2 separate regions of the Homo sapiens genome follow, and region 2 is linked to region 1. Evidence: chromatin contacts called from ENCODE Hi-C or POLR2A ChIA-PET data. All regions are on one chromosome and are shown on one strand. Each heading gives the region's core, a stretch centred on a gene start or an enhancer-like site at or near the end of the contact. The rest is flanking DNA. Distances are from core to core; before and after follow the strand shown.

Region 1 (3,014 bases), core at 262-2,761:
GTCAATCTGTTCTTCCCTTCAATGGCTGGTTTGTTGTTTTTACCTCAGAACATTCGGTCAAGTGTTTCAGAGGTTAAACTCTATTTGTATATTTATTGCCTTTATGACTTGTACTTTTTCTTTATGGCCTGATTTCGATAATTCTTTTCTCCTTCACAGACCTAAAGAGCTTTTTCTATATTTTCTTCTACAATGTTGAAGTTTTATTTTTTACATTTAATTTCACATTGAGTAAAATTTATTTTTTATCTGTTGTGAACTAGAGATCTGCCTTTTCCATGTGGATATCCAACTTCCCAGGAATATTGAAAGAGAAGCAAATCTTTTTTTTTTTCTTTTTCTCTTTTAGTATACAAAAGGATGTAACAAGATCCCTAGGACAAATCTGATGTTAACTGAATTAAGTGGATTAGTATTAAATTAACTGGCCCGATAATTACAGGAAGGCATTATAAGTCCCTAGGGAGCCCAAGGAGGGTGAAGCCTCATGCCCCTTTGGGTAGTAATACAGGGACTAACTATACTCCTTGCTCCCACAGGACAGAACATTCTCTAGGTTTTTCATTCCCGACTCAGTAGCACTCAAAGCTTTTCTTAAGGTAAATTAAAGTTATGGAGAAAGGCATCACTCTGTAGCCACTGTTTTCCAAGAGTAACATTCCAAGGCAGTATCTAGGGAGCCAGCAAAGATTCTGTCCTGTCTACCATTTTCCCATGAATGACATCATAATAGAACCTCCCGGTCTTATTGCCTTTTCTTATTGGTAACAAAAGATGACAAACTAGGTAATTTATATTAAAAAGTTTATTTAGCTCATAGTTCTAGAGGCTGGAAGTCCACAGTGCCGGCATCTGTGAGGGCCTTCTTGCTGCCTCACCTCATGGCAGAGGGCATCACATGCTCAGAGTGGGAGCAAGGGAGCCAGGGAGAGCTCACAGGCACAAGAATAACGCTGCTGTGATAATAAACCCACTCCTGGGACAGCAACATTCATCCCGTCATGAGAACAGAGCCCTCATTCATCCATTCATCTCATCATAGGGGCAGAAGGATTACATTTCTAACACATGAACTTTTGGGGGACACATTCAATACCTAGCACTCCCAAAATATTCACTAAGAGTGAGAGTAAATTGATTTAATTTCAGACTGTTCTTGGCAGTCCATAAGTAGAGATTTCCAAGTTTTACAATAGAGAATTAAAATGATTGAAAAATATTCTAAAAAAAAAAAAACAACCTGCAGAAGAAAGCTAGAAAATCAGAAGATGAAATATTTTTTAGGCATAAAATATGCATGCAGTTTATAGACAATGGAGATGTGCTAACTCTTGAAAACGTGCTTCGACATCTCAAATTGCTTAAGGCTTTTGCAACAAAATAACTTACCAGTGTCAGGCCATGGTAGAATATGAGTTCACAATGAATTTTTATGCCTGGGTTTCTGTGACCCAAGTTATGCTGAAGAATATGAGAGACACCACCTTTTAAAAATTTTTACATAGCCTGCGGCCACTGCAATTCGTTAATCCCTTTGGAAAATTGCTTAAGCCTGGCATGTTTTGTAATGAACTTTATCTCTTCACTACCAAAAGTCGTAAAAAGGAACTTCAGTGAGGAAAGAAACACAATTGATAATTGAATATTTCAAAGAGATCAGCATTTTAGAAAACTGGGTATGTATTAATATGCTATATCTGACATATGACATGAAAATGACATATATAATATAATTTTGTTTATACTATTATATATTTTATACATTTTGTGTTATAATACATTTTGAATATATGTATATATATACACATACATATATACACACACACAATATATATAGGAAAATAAAATTAAATATTATCAGAATGTTTATTTCTTGATGATGGGAATTTGAGTGGTTCTTTTTTTACTTTATTTCTATTGTTATTCATTTGGTATTTTCCAAATTTTGTTCAGTGATTTTTTATTACTTTTACAATGATAGACATTATGTTTGGAGGCAGAAAAAAGAAGGGAACAGACAAGAAACGTTCATTTGAAAATTCTAAATGCAGAACATACCTGAAGTCAAAGTGTCCCCCGTCACTGAAAAACCAAAGCCACCAATATCAAAGAAGCGTGGGCCCTTCCGCCCCCTACTGTCTATCTTCAGTAACTGTCCAGTGAGTCTCCGCCTTTTGTTAGCAGGAATCTAAGAATCTCCTGGGAAGCTTGCTGTTTGCAAAATTAGGAAATCTTGAGCTACATCCTCAGATAATCTGAGGCTGGATACCCTCAAACTATACTGTGAGAAACATCATCAAAATTAAGTTACATGACGTGATCACAGCTATAGTAATAAAATCAGAAAAAATATGGACATCATATTTAGAAACACAAATTGGCAACGAGATTTCTTTCAGTTTTAAAAAAGTGTATTAGTATATAACATAATATAGTATGTATTAAAATAATATACATTTAAGGGTATATAAATATATGCTTAGTACACATTGTCAGTATTAATATCAATACATTACCTTTTATACATATGTATGTGTGTTTGTTTGTGTATTTATGCACATGCAGCTTTATATTTGCCTATGTAGTTGTATATATGTAGAGTGCATAGTATAGTGTGGATGTGTGCGTATGTGGTATGCATATACCACACACACAGAGTCCTGCACATACACACACAGAGCCATGCATCGTTTAACAATGGGGATACATTCTGAGAAACGCATCCATAGGTGATTTTGTTGTTATGCAAACATCATAGTGTGAACTTTCACAAAACTAGACAGAAGAGCCTACTACACACCTACTGCTGCTAGGCAACAAACATGTACAGCCTGTTATTGTCCTGAATACTGTAGGCAATTGTAACACAATGGTATTTACATATCTAAACATAGAAAAGATACAGTAAAAATATGGTATAAAAGATAAAAATGATGCACCTGTGTAGGACACTCACCATGAATGCAGCTTTCAGGACTGGAAGTTGCTCTGGCTGGGTCAGTGAGCGAGTGGTG
Region 2 (3,014 bases), core at 314-2,813, 36 kb after region 1:
CTGACAGTTGGCCTGATTTTCCCACCACTAGGATTTTTTTGGAGTGGGGGTGGAATGCACACCTCTCCTAGAATTCAGATTTGAGACGCAAAGGGAAGAAAAATGAGGCAGGAAGACATCTCACTATTTTAGGGATTTAAAATGAATTTTACCTTTTTTCATGATGTCAGAAGCAAGTTGATACTTTATACATATTTTCTCCTTTCTCACTGATTATTCCTATGTAAGGATACGTCTTAAAGCTGTAATGAAATGTATATTACAGGGATATGAATGAGAGTGATTAGATTATATGTAGAATGAATATCAAAAATCAATTCTTTTCTGAAGCACTCCATTGCCTGAGTTCTTCTATTTCAGCTTAATCGGCCATAGTGGGTTTATCCTGTAGCAGGAAAGAATTCATTCTCCTTTTTTTAATCTTGGATTAAATCTATTTTCTGCAAGACAGCCTATATCAGGTTAGATGGCCCTGAAATAAATTATTCCCACAGGTAAAATTAATAGACACTAGAAGAAAAAGAATAATTTTACTATAATTTTGGGGAAATGACCACTATTGTTACTATTGAAGGAAAGGTGATGCAGGATTGAGATACACATGCACACATACATGCATGCATGTACATACATGATCACAGGTACATATGCACACAAACATGTACACACATATGCACACACATATATTCACATATACGCACATATGCTCACACACTCAAACTGACTCAGGCACACACACACATACACACACGAATATTTCTTTAACTCCTTGAGTCCCTTAAATATTAATATCATAACTATAAGAATATTTTAATATTTACCTGGCATTTTGCTTGGTAAATTCCCATTATAAAATAAAAATTTACAAATAAAATGTGAAACAAATTCTGTGATTTTACATTTGTATATAAATATGATCCACAAAAAGATCAGAGATTATAGAGGACCATGCTTTTAGAAGATAAAGAAAGATGGGAATCAAAGTATTTTGAAGCTACCAAAGACACGGAGGGAGTGAAATTACCTAGACACATTTTTTAATATGTATTCTGAATCACCAAGATATTTACCAGCTGAAAGTCACCAAGTCAGCCCAGCCCACACCGAAGGCAGCAGAAACACGTGGTGAGCAGAACCTAAGCCAAGCTACTAAATTCTGAGTGGTTTCTTATATAGCAACAGATAAATGGAACATATGGAAAAGCAAATTTTAACAATCAAGCAGGTGTGAACTTCGTCATTCAGAATAGATGGGGTGACATCTGCCAGCCCAAGGGGAATCTCCAACACCTGCCCACTGCCAGTGTTTTCATTTGTGGCTCCTGGGGCTTTTGGAGTCCCAAAAGAGGCAGGACTAGTATCTTTTCTCCTTAACGCTTTCAGACTTTCCTCTAGGAGCACCAGGTAACGTGTGCAAAACAAAACAAATCAAAACAAACAAACAAAAAAATCAAAGCTGTTATCTTAGCTATATCACTGTTAATCTTTCTAAAGGGAGAAAAACTAAACAACAAACCGTTCAGTAAAACAAATAACATGCTCCAGCCTATGTCTGTGTTAAAGGAGGGCTAGAAGGAGAAGCTAGGGAGTTGTTCAGCATTCCTAACAGATGAGTAGGTTTTGGGGAAATGGACTTGCCACTGCATAGCTCTCTTTATCCACAATTTAGCGAAGGGAAGGGAAGGGGAAGGGGAAGGAGAAGGGGAACGGGAAGGGAGAAGGGAGAAGGATGGAGCGTGGGGGGAAGGAAGGACAAGGGAGGAAGGAAGGAAGGAAGGTAGGTGAAGGGAAGGAAGGAAGGAAGGAAGGAAGGAAGGAAGGAAGGTAGGTGAAGGGAAGGAAGGAAGGAAGGAAGGAAGGAAGGAAGGGAGGTAGGTGAAGGGAAGGAAGGAAGGAAGGAAGGAAGGTGAAGGAAGGAAGGAAGGCATGCAGGCAGTATAAATGGCTATATAAAGTTTATGTGTATGACTATGTTTGGATGACAGAAACACCAATGTGAGTAAGGACTTAGACATTGTCAGAGTAGAGTTTCATAAATTATTGCAATCATGACCGTGATATACATATAATATAGATGTACATACAGGCAATTTTCTGTAAATAGCCAGATAGCAAACATTTTAGGCTTTACAGAGCATACGGTCTCTGTCACAGCTACTCAACCAGGCCATTCTAGAGCATGAGTTGCCATAGATAGCAGACACATGAGTAGGTATGGCTATGTTTCAATAACACTTTATTTACAAACACAGAGAGTGGGCAGAATCTATCCCTCGGGCCATAATTGGCAGATTCCTTTTCTAGTTAACTACGTCGGTACAGTGTATAATGACCACGATGCACGCTTTGTTAATTGGCATTCACACATGATACTCCTCAGCAGACAACTTCCAATTAAATAAAACAGCAAAATCATGCATTTTGTTTAATATTATGCAATTGTTTTACATACAACCATGTACCTCTTAACGCTCTTCAAAAAATGGGCCACAAAATCCTTTTAGGTGAAAGTTCATTCATCTAGCTGAGTCCTCTCAGTCCTCCATTGATATCCTGTAACTTAAATACAGAGATATAAAGTTAATTATTATTAATATATTTTATTTTAAATTGTATAAAAATGAAAGAAAGGAATAAAAGGAAAGAGTTGGTTAATATATACACAAATCAACATAAGGAAATATATATATATATATATATATTTTGAGATGGAGTCTCACTCTGTTGCTAGGCTGGAGTGCAGTGGTGAGATCTTGGCTCACGGCAACCTCTGACTCCTTGGTTCAAGCAATTCTCCTGTCTCAGCCTCCTGAGTAGCTGGGATTACAGGCACGCGCCACCACACCCAGCTAATTTTTGTATTTTTAGTAGAGAATGGGTTTCACCATGTTGGCCAGGATGGTCTCAATCTCCTGACCCTGTGATTCGCCCTCCCCAGCGTTCCAAAGTGCTGGGATTACAGGCACAAGCCACTGCATCTGGCCAGGAAAAATATATTCAACACTGTTCAAGTC

The links. Hi-C counts contacts between places; a loop is a spot of excess contacts on that map. ChIA-PET counts read pairs that join two places held with the same protein, here RNA polymerase II (POLR2A). Pooled maps may share reads with other maps.
Region 2: POLR2A ChIA-PET joins it to region 1 with 11 read pairs in A673. The contact joins the enhancer-like site here to the promoter of LINC00705 in region 1. A Hi-C loop is called at or near these places in 8 of 168 maps with a recorded cell type or tissue (PC-3, PC-9, Right ventricle myocardium inferior and 4 more) and 11 of 50 pooled maps. POLR2A ChIA-PET finds 5 or more read pairs at or near these places in 10 of 52 experiments (A549, A673, AG04449 and 7 more).

Annotation. Positions count from the first base shown.
Region 1 is chr10:4,654,645-4,657,658 of GRCh38, forward strand. It overlaps LINC00705 (long intergenic non-protein coding RNA 705), which reads left to right and starts at 1,512. Exons shown (of 3, transcript NR_015425.1): 1 at 1,512-1,676. MANCR (mitotically associated long non coding RNA) reads right to left here. Exons shown (of 4, transcript NR_024475.1): 3 at 2,957-3,014.
Region 2 is chr10:4,690,393-4,693,406 of GRCh38, forward strand. No RefSeq gene overlaps it. Among named protein-coding and RNA genes, the nearest start is that of MANCR, 14 kb to the left of the region's middle. Within about 2 kb of position 1,564, at least 4 of the 41 ENCODE cell types and tissues checked have a DNase peak (open chromatin) inside an H3K27ac peak, as active enhancers do; they include A673, PC-3 and mammary epithelial cell, where a contact is called at or near this core.